Linked DNA regions of Homo sapiens: region 1 is linked to region 2. Evidence: chromatin contacts called from ENCODE Hi-C data. All regions are on one chromosome and are shown on one strand. The core of a region is the stretch at or near the end of the contact, and the rest is flanking DNA. Distances in the headings are between cores, read along the strand shown.

The links. Hi-C counts contacts between places; a loop is a spot of excess contacts on that map. Pooled maps may share reads with other maps.
Region 1: a loop to region 2 is called in a map with no recorded cell type, with 13 times the contacts of the local background. The contact joins two enhancer-like sites. A Hi-C loop is called at or near these places in 12 of 37 single-sample maps with no recorded cell type and 4 of 50 pooled maps.

Annotation. Positions count from the first base shown.
Region 1 is chrX:116,008,374-116,013,403 of GRCh38, reverse strand. No RefSeq gene overlaps it. Among named protein-coding and RNA genes, the nearest start is that of DANT2, 42 kb to the right of the region's middle. RefSeq lists an enhancer at 3,080-3,169. Within about 2 kb of position 3,428, at least 6 of the 41 ENCODE cell types and tissues checked have a DNase peak (open chromatin) inside an H3K27ac peak, as active enhancers do.
Region 2 is chrX:115,937,661-115,942,453 of GRCh38, reverse strand. The region is part of intron 1 of DANT2 (DXZ4 associated non-coding transcript 2, distal); the gene reads left to right. Among named protein-coding and RNA genes, the nearest start is that of DANT2, 29 kb to the left of the region's middle. RefSeq lists an enhancer at 1,221-1,734. Within about 2 kb of position 1,458, at least 2 of the 41 ENCODE cell types and tissues checked have a DNase peak (open chromatin) inside an H3K27ac peak, as active enhancers do.

The DNA.
Region 1 (5,030 bases), core at 2,179-4,678, 69 kb before region 2:
AAAAAGGAGTGCATAAAAGAATTTTGTCCAAGTTGGCACCAAAGTTGGGGAGTTATAAGAGGTTTTGAGGCCTGGTCATCAATATCCACAACAGTTATGGGGGCAATGGAAACAGGCCTTGAAAAGAAGGTAATGTGGAGTGGGTAGCCCCTGTATCTATTAAAAAGGGGATGGACTTACCCTCCACTGTGAGAGTTACCCGAAGCTCAGCATCTGTGACGGTCCAGGGGTTTTCCAAGGCAATTGGGCAGTGTCAGTCTTCAGTCACTAAGCCAAGCAGATCTGGGAAGGAGTCAGTCAGAGATCCTTGGGCCAGAGCTTTAGGGGTTCTGGGAGTGGTTGCCGGGTGATCTGGGCAGTCTGATTTCCAGTGGGTCCCTGCACAGATGGGACATGGCTTGGGAGGAATCCCAGGCTGCGAGCATTCCTTGGCCCAGTGGCCAGATTTCTGGCACTTACAGCAAGATCCTGAGGGATGAGGTCCTATAGGAATGCCTGACCACTGTGGCTTAGGTGTTTTGAAGTTCTTGTGTGCTGGAGGTGCAGCTGGGTTGTGTCTCACAGCAGAGGCAAGTAATTGTAACTCAGAAATGTGTTGCCACTTGGCTGCTTCGTCTCTATTACTGTACGCCTTGAAGGCGAGGCTGGTTAATTCCTGTTGTGGGGTGGATTCCAATTTTTGAAGCTTTTTTCTAATGTCAGAAGCTGACTGGGTGATAAAATGCATATCGAGAATAAGATGGCCTTCAGGCCCTTCAGGGTCTAAGGCTGTAAAGCATCTCAAGGTTGCTGCCAAACGAGCCATGAACTGGGCTGGGTTTTCATCTTTACCTTGGGTAGTTTCTTTAATTTTGTCATAATTAACAGCTTTGTATGCTGCCCTTTTAAGCCCTTCAACTAGGCAGGAAATCATGTAATCTCATCTAGCTATACCTGGGGAACCTGCCTGATACTCCCATCGGGGATCCTCTTGGGGAACTGCCCTGATGCCTTCTTGAAGGTCCGGCTCATGATGTCGGCAGGTGTCAGCGTGGGACTGGGCTAGAGAAAAAACTCTTTCTCATTCATCTGGGGAGAGGGTAGAAGTTAGTATCACATTTAAGTCACTCCAGGTTAAATTGTAGGACTGAGTTAAATATTGGAATTCCTGTATATATTTTGTGGTGTCTGATGAGAAGGAGCCTAAGCATTGATTAACTTGGGAAAGGTCTGATAGAGAAAATGGTACACGCACTCTGACAATGCCTTCAGCCCCAGCCACCTCTCAAAGAGGAAATTTTGGGGCAGGCGGGGGAGTATTTGCCACAGAATGAAATTGTAAGCCAGACTGGGTGTGGGGAGGGGAGGTGACAGAAGGGTTATAAGGTGGAGAAGTGGAGGCTGAGGAAGAATTGGGACTTGATTCAGCCTGCCAAGGAGTGGCCTGAGGAAGGGGAGAGAGGTCAGGGGGGTCCGCAAAAAAAGGAGAATTCAAAAGACTCAGTGGCACTTGGGGTTGGGACTGAAGGGACAGGCAGGAGGGAAAGAAGGAAGATTTGGGATGAGTTGCATTGGGAACAGAAATTAGGGAGGGGACAAAGTGTAAAACATGCCTGGACATAGGGCACCTCAGACCATTTGCCCATTTTATGAAAAAAATTATCTAGATATTGTAGGATGGAAAAATCAACAGTGCCATTTTCTGGCCATTTACAGCCATTATCAAGTTTGTATTGGAGCCAAGCGGTGTTGCAGAAGAAAATAAGATGCTAGGTTTTAGGTCAGGTGAGGGTTGAAGAGGTTTTAAGTTTTTAAGAACACAGGTTAAGGGGGAAGAAGGAGGAATGGAGGGCAGAAGGTTGCCCATAGTAAAAAAAAGGGAAATTTAGAGAAAAGAGGAGTAAAAAGGGGGGGGTAGTACTTGCCACCAAGGTGGAGGATCAAGGCAGGTGTCCCCATGGTGATCGAACACCTCTGGAATGCGGGTGAATAATCAGGCAGGTGTCCCCGCGGTGATTAGACACCAAGGGAAGACTGTCTTCCTGAGTCCATGACCAGTGCCACCAGCATTTTGGATCCATGGAAAAAACACGTTTCTGCTATCTCTACCAGAAAGGAAAAGGAAATGAAAGGAATGGAGGGATTGAAGGGTGGTGCTGAAATTGAAAGAAGAAAGAGGTTGAGAGATAGTGAGAGAGGTTGGAGAACAGAATAAAAAAAGACTGCTTACCCAATTTAAAATTGGTGAGGTGTTTCTTGGGCTGGTCTGAGAACCTGACGTCATAGGTGGATTTTCTCACAGAGCAAAGAGCAGGAAGACAGGGGATTGATCTCCCGAGGGAGGTCCCCTGATCCAAGTCACGGCACCAAATGTAGCAGGAGGACAGGGGATTGATCTCCCAAGGGAGGTCCCCCGATCTGAGTCATGGCACCAAATGTCAAGCACATCTATGTGAAGAGACCAACAGACAGGCTTTGTGTGGGCAATAACACTGTTTATTCACTTGGGTGCAAGTGGGCTGAGTCCGAAAAGAGAGTCAGTGAAGGGAGATGGGGAAGGGGTTGCTTTACAGGAGTTGGGTAGGTAATGGAAAATTACAGTAAAAGGTGGTTATCTATTGTTAGCAGAGGAGGGGGTCACAAGGTACATGGTGGGGAGATCATAAGACTCATTGTCCAAAAGAAGAATGTTGCAAAGTTGATTGATCAGCTAAGGTAGGGCAGGGACAAGTCACAATGGTAAAATGTAATTTTGGTTAATCAGTTAAGGCAGGAACTGACTGATTTACTTCTTTGTGGTTTTTTGGCTGCTCCAGACTTCTTGGCCCCTGCAGGCCACCTGGATGTGTATGTGCAGGTCACAGAAGTTATAATGGCTGAGCTTCAGCTCAGAGGGCTGACACCTGTACTTCAGTTAAAGAGTTTAGTTTCAGAGTTTTGACCACATAATGTCTAATAAGGAAAACTGTGAAGAAGCACAGTTAAACAGAAGTCATGGATTTTTCAGCTTCTATTGTTTCAGGTGCCACAGAAAATCAGCAGATCCATGACACACCACAGGCAGTAAGGCAGTTTGTGTTAGGCAGGCAGCTGGAGACAGACAACAGGACCCAGAGCCAGAGACAGGAATAGGTAGACAGCAGCTCACCAGAAGAGCCAGAGGCATTTTAGAAGCAAGTGTGAGCATGATGGGGAGAAACAGGGCATCATGACAAAATAGGCAAATTGGAAGCCTTGCAGGGTCAACCAAATGGTCTGTTTTTCAGAAACCTAAAAGAGGAAAGGGTGGGTAGACGCTGGAGAGTGAGGGGATAGTGGTAGAGACTGAAAACCAAAAGCAGAACAGGAACAAATTAAAAACGGAGAATGCAGTTGCATTGCGTCAGAATCAAGTGGACTTTGGCAGCTAAGGCAGCTCGCTGCTCCAGCTTCAGCTGTTCTTCCCCTCCTGCCACGTGAATCGGGCCTGGGGGCTTACAGCATTGGCCATGGAAACAGCTGGCTAAGTGCAGAGTTTTGAGAGGTCGGGGCGGGGCTGAAAACAGTTCCTGCAAAGAGAGTATGTTTTGCTTCTAAAGGAAATGAGAAATGTGTTAAAGGAGGTATTTGAATATGAATGAGTTATTTGAGTATTTAAATACCCAAAAGAAAAGTCTCTCAATAGCAAAAATGCCTAAGCATAAAAAGATTTAACAGAAATCAAGTACACACTTCAGCAAATGAGTTAATAAACCATATAGCTAAACATGCATGATATTTTCAATTTTTGCCTCAGTCTAGAAGCCTCCCAATCATCTCCCACTCTTTTTAAAAGGCAGAGAGCTGTTTAACAACCCTTCAGTGTTCCAGGCAGCAAACAGGCTCTCAACTATTAATGGCAAAGCTGCCAGAAGCCAGACATACCTGGGAACAGATGAAAGGTTTTGTTTGTTCACCTTCAACATTAAACTAGTTCCCACTCAGGACCTCTGAGCACATTACTGGAAATTTTTAAGACACAGTTACTGGTGTGAAGAGGTTTCTGAAAACATACAAAGCACACATTCAACAAGAAAGCCCACCTGAAAATCCTGCGAGGGCAAAACTGAATTGAAACATTACAGCATGCCTGTTCTTTTTCAAAGACCAACGAAAGTTCAAAGATTCAGAAACTTTCTTGAAAATTATAGAAACATTATGGCAAATAAGGTTTCACCTTGTGTGCCAAATACAACTGATTTTTACTTGCCTCTGGAAGCTCTGCATATCTGATCAAATTAGTGATGTCTGCCATAGCCTAGAGAAGAAAGAGTGAAGATACCATTGTATAAGTCTTTCCTGCTTTGTGTCTCAGGCCATTTGGGCATACTACTTTTTATCCTAGAGGTTGCAAACTGGCACCTCATGAACTGCATTCACACTTAAGAGATGCTTTGTTTGGTCATCACAGTATTTTTTAAAATTAATTACCAATATTTCACAATGAAAAATTTCACATTTTTAAAAGGCATTTGCCATTTATCTTCAAAATGTAGATTTCTAGCAATTTTAGGCTCATCTTTCCAAATAGTAACTGTCTTCTGAAGCTTAGTGGTGGTTGCCTCCTTTAGGTGGGGTATCTTCTCTTAAATTTGGCTTCTTTCCCTCACCTGTAGGCCTCTGTAGGATTTGCATTTGTGAACCCCTGCTCTATTCCTCCTTGTTACTGTTACCCAAACAGTACATTGTTACTGTTACTTCCTGCTCCTCTACATTAATAAGGACATTAATAAGGAGGTTCACTGTTTTTCTACATCAATTCTGTCATTAACCAGAATGACTTTAACTCCTTGGCCTCACAGTTGCTGGATATGCTCAGCTTCAATAATGTCTCACCACCATTTTGGCAACCCACTCTTCAGCAACAAAAATGTTCTGTCTTCAAAATTGTAAATTCCACTATCCTAGTTTTATGTTTTTGTTTTGTTTTTTCATATTAATACAGCTGTCTCTACCTTTATTGACAATAAATCTACTATTACTTCTCAACACAGTGTTTAGTCTCTTTTCCTTTTCCATACTTTCTGAATTTA
Region 2 (4,793 bases), core at 209-2,708:
TCTGAACCTGTGTTTATCCAGGTAGCTGGGAATCAAGAAGGGCCAGGAGTCCATGCCAGAATCTAACCACTGTAGGGTTCTGTCATCATCCTTCCTTTCTCCATGCCCATTTCTCTCTGTGCATCCAGCCCTAGCCTCCTCCCCATTTCCCTCAGATCTACTTCTCATCAAGCAGTCCTGCCGAGCCAAGAACGAGGTACATACTCCTGGGTACATGGCCTATTTTATACACTCCATCTTCCTAATGGCCTACTCCTGGAAAACATCGTGGTTAAGTTGTGCTTTTGCCAGCTCTTAACTGACTGAGGCTATGCTCCCTGGTCAGTGCTTGCCCACAGGCCTGGTAGGAAGACTCAAGGCCCAGATCTCCACCTTTTTTTTTTCTTTCACCTCCCAAATGGGTGCCAAAAACTGCTCTAGTCCTTTCTCAGTTTCATACTTGTGAGTTTCCTAAAGTGTTGCCCAGTGGTCTTATGTGGGCAGAGCCTTTTAGGGTCAATCAACCTTCTTTTTTCCAAGCCTCAGGGCAAGACCTGGACCTACAGGATCTGATTGATCCTAAGCTCAAGGCTGTGAGTGTGATGCTCTGAGAGTGTTCCTTAGGTTTGAGCCAATGCTGTAAGACAAGCAGATACACAGAACATAGATCTTCATGTTTGAACCCAGGTTTCTTCCACGAGGAGAGGAACCAGATCATACTAAGGAACTAGAGCCTAACAAACAGTGCACTTCCGGATTGTTCTTGAGCTGAAGTACAGCACAATACAGACCTAGGTCCTCTGACACCAGAGCTCAATGTTGGTATCAACTTGATCCCCAATGAGTGTCAGCACTCTCTGCCCCATGGGACAAAATGTGTGCAATGGCACGCTGTGAGACCTTTGACCCAGACTTTCTTTGACAGGAGCAAAAATTAACCAGACAAAGTTTGAAGTGCAATGTACTTCAACTACTCTTTCTTGTATCATTGTAGTACCCCCCAAATCAGGAAATTTTCTATCCTTTTTATGAGCTACACCTAGCAATGTGGCTACTGCCACCTCCCCTTTATTTGGCTGGCCCTGGGACCTCCAGGGCAGTGCCTCCTTTCTTCGCTTGAAGTTACATCTTCACCAAGAGCAAAGATCCACAGTCAAAATGCCCTGTGGTAGCTCCAGGTTCCCAAACATGGCTGCCACTAAGGCCTGGCCTCTGCCGCCTCCCGAGCCTGGCAGGCCTGGCAGCCCAGGGTTTCTTGGTGGGCAAGCTCGGCTCCCTCGCTTTTGCACTGAATCTGGAGGCACCCAGTCAGGTGCCCACATCCAGTCCCAGAATTCCCTGAGTGCCCCAAACCTACCCTTTGTTCTATTAGAAACCTTCCCCTCTGGATACACTGCGAAGGGCTGGAAGCCATGCTCAAAAAGCTTCCTCTTGATGGCACTGTTGTTCCAGAAATGCCAACCGCCCCGTCCTACCAGGCCTCTCCCTCCACCCTTTGTGGATGAAAAAACACCAGGGAAGGCCCACAACCAGTATAAGCCTTAGAAGCAGAGTTTATTCTGCTATAGTGCTACAAGGCAGGGCTGAGTGTACCTTTCTCTGGGGCTCTTGGTTTTAATATAAATGTCTGTGTGTAAGTGTTCATCAAAAAGAACAGATGTATCCATGTATCTGTTGCTGTTAATACATCATCCCTTTATGAGCGTTAAGTCTAAATATCATGTAAATGTGTCAGTGGCTTCTGGGCACACTTGTGGGTTTATATAGGATATCTTAGGTAGAATTCTTGCTCTTATGGGGACATTGACTCATAGCTTGAGGTGGGCTGAGTACCTGGATTTCCCTTCTTATCTTGGAGTTGTTGCTTCTCTTCTGTCCTCATGGAGCCAGGGCAATCTTACCCAAGGCAGTCCAGCAGCCTCTTGTAGCTTAAGATGTCAGCAGCAGGCCCTAGAGGGAATGGCAGGCTATTGCGGGGCCTGCAGGAATTGACAGGTGCTATATCAGGTGAGAAGACTTTTTCAAAGTGAAAATAAAAATCTAGAGATGAATATCTAAATTTAACATTTTATTACAGGAGGAAAAATTGCAGTTTGGTGCATACATACAGATTCGGTGGCCTTTAGTATTTCTGAAGAAGAAAGAGGAGGTTGCAGGTTTTATAAAAGGAGAAATGTCACATACAGTTTTTCTAGAAAGTTCATTGGTACTAGTAACGTATTGTGGAGCTAGCAGTCTCTGATGGGTGAGTGATAGTCTTGGGTAAAAGTGGTCTTAGAGTTTTGAGCAGGTTGTTTCAGTAGCTGTTAGATAAAAGTGTTTTCAGGATATAACAGGCAGTTTTATCATCCAGGCTGGTAGAGAATTACATTCTTAGAGCAATGTAATAATGCCCTGAGTGCTTCTTCCCCCTGAACTCTTGACTGTTTTAGTTTTATATTGTAAGAATGACCCAATGTGTGTGATCAACTTTCACACGCCCCTCTTTGATCAAGATCCTTCTATGAATGCATGACTGATCAACCATTGTGAAGTTAGGCTTAATTGTCTCTCGGTGCTGGGATGGAGCTGTCCTGTTGTCTTCCTCATTGAGGGTAAGTCATAGGGGTGTATATCAGTGACCTGGGTCATATTGGAGTAACAAGGAGGCCAGAAGGAAAAATTTTCTCATGGTAGGTTCATCTGGAGTCCAGCATCAAGTTTCATCTTACAGTTCCATAGTCATCAGCAGTCACCTTGAAACAATGGGCTAATTTTATCCCCTTCAGAGAGCTGGCTTTACAAAGATTAGACAGGTAATAAGAGCAACACTTAAAAATCATAATACAAAAATAAAAAACAATATAATAAAATTAGTTTGCACAATGGTTTTGCTCTAAGAGCACAAACTTAAGGGCAACAACTAAACAAATCAAAAGACCATAGAGGAAACTAGGTGAGACCTGTTATAGCCACTGAGTAGCATTTTCTGACTTGGTAAAATTAAAACAGAGAATGCCAATTTTACAAAAGGAACCACCATTATAATTTGAACAAAATTTTTAAAGTTGCCCACTAGGTGAACTAAAAGGATTTCTTTGGTCAGGTTTTGTCAAGTTATCTATAGCAGTTACTGGTTGCTAAAAAAAAGTAATTATGTCAACTTCCTGCCAAGTGAAAAAAAAATATCATTAAGGGAAGTAAGACTTTCATTATGATATGTCATTCTGATGTCTTAGGAAAGGTCGTTTATGGCATGAAAAATGTCAACTTCTTGTCCTGGTTTACAGTTTGAATGTCTCTGGCTTTGGTGTCAGGGAGTTTGGTGACCTTTCTGTGTGGTTCATATATCAGGCACAAGATTTGTTCCTTAAAATTTATCTAGTTTTAGCTTACAGGCCTTAGAAACGAAGTAGTTCCTGCCTTAGGAGTTTTATGGAAAAAAGTTGGATTGGAGGAACCTAGAATAATTTAGGACCACGTGTAGTGTATAAGTAGATAATAAGAGCTTGAAAACAATGTGCAGAGTTAAAATCTAATAACAGGTGTAGTATAGCTCTTTTTTAGAAACAACCTTTTCTTTCTACATTGATCATATAGGAAATCTCAGATTTTAAAACCTCATGAGGCTAGAAAGCAAAACCAAGACCAACTTTAGATTTTATTATAATCTTAGGATTCCTGGACCTGCTGGGAAGTGACAGTTTTTATTTACTCACTATAAGGCTGGGAACCCTTAAGTCAGGCATTTTATGCATATTTTCAAATATGTCATTTCAGTCAAAGCCTTGGTAATAACCATGCTTTTAAATTGTATTCTGCTATAAAGAAGACAGATTTTTATTGGGCTTATGCAAATAATCATATTACCATAAGAATACTAACAAATACTTTCTGAATTCTGGAGGAATCAAGGAGAAAAATCCAAATGATTTTCCTTTTTTTCTTTTTTCTTTTACAAAAGTATATCTTACCAAATTGCTATAAATGATAGCTCAAGAGAGAAAATGTTCCTAAATCTGAAAAACAAAACATTAAGAACCACATGTATCAAGTAAAAAATCATAAAAACATTGTCTTCATTAGTTATTCAGTCTCATATAATCAACATTTGTTCTCTTTGATCTCCACTAGTAGTTTTCTGAATCCATCAGTTTATTAGAGTTCTGGAAGTTTTCATTTAGTCCATTGATATTAAAGTTATCAGAAACCTGTATTTAAGAGTTCTTGTGGGCCAGGCATGGTGGTTCACACCTGTAATCCCAGCACTTTGGGAGCCCAAGGCAGGTGGATCACCTGAGTTCAGAAGTTCAAGACCAGCCTCATCTTGAACTAAAAAACCCCATCTCTACTAAACCCCGTCTCTACTAAAAATACAAAAAAAAAAAAAAAAATTTCCTGGGCATTGTGGCAGACGCCTGTAATCCCACCTACTTGGGAGGCTGAGGCAGGAGAATCACTGGAACCCAAAAGGCGGAGGTTCCAGTGAGCCGAGATTGCGCCATTGCACTCCAGCCTGGGCAACAAGAGCAAAACTCCATCTGAAAAAAAAAAAGAGTACTTGTTGGAGTTTTTTCCATTAATTTGATATTTAATTTTATTAATTAGTTTATTTCAGCTCTGTCATCCAGGCTGGAGTGCAGTGACAGGATCACAGCTCACTGCAGCCTCCAACTCCTGGGCTCAAGTGATCTTCCTGCATCACCCTCCCAAGTAATCAGGACTAGAGGCAAGTACCACCATAGCCAGCTAATTATTTTTTTGCTTTTTGTAGAGACAAGGTCTCGTGATGGTTCCCAGGCTGGCCTTGAACCCCTGAGCTCAAGCAATCCTCT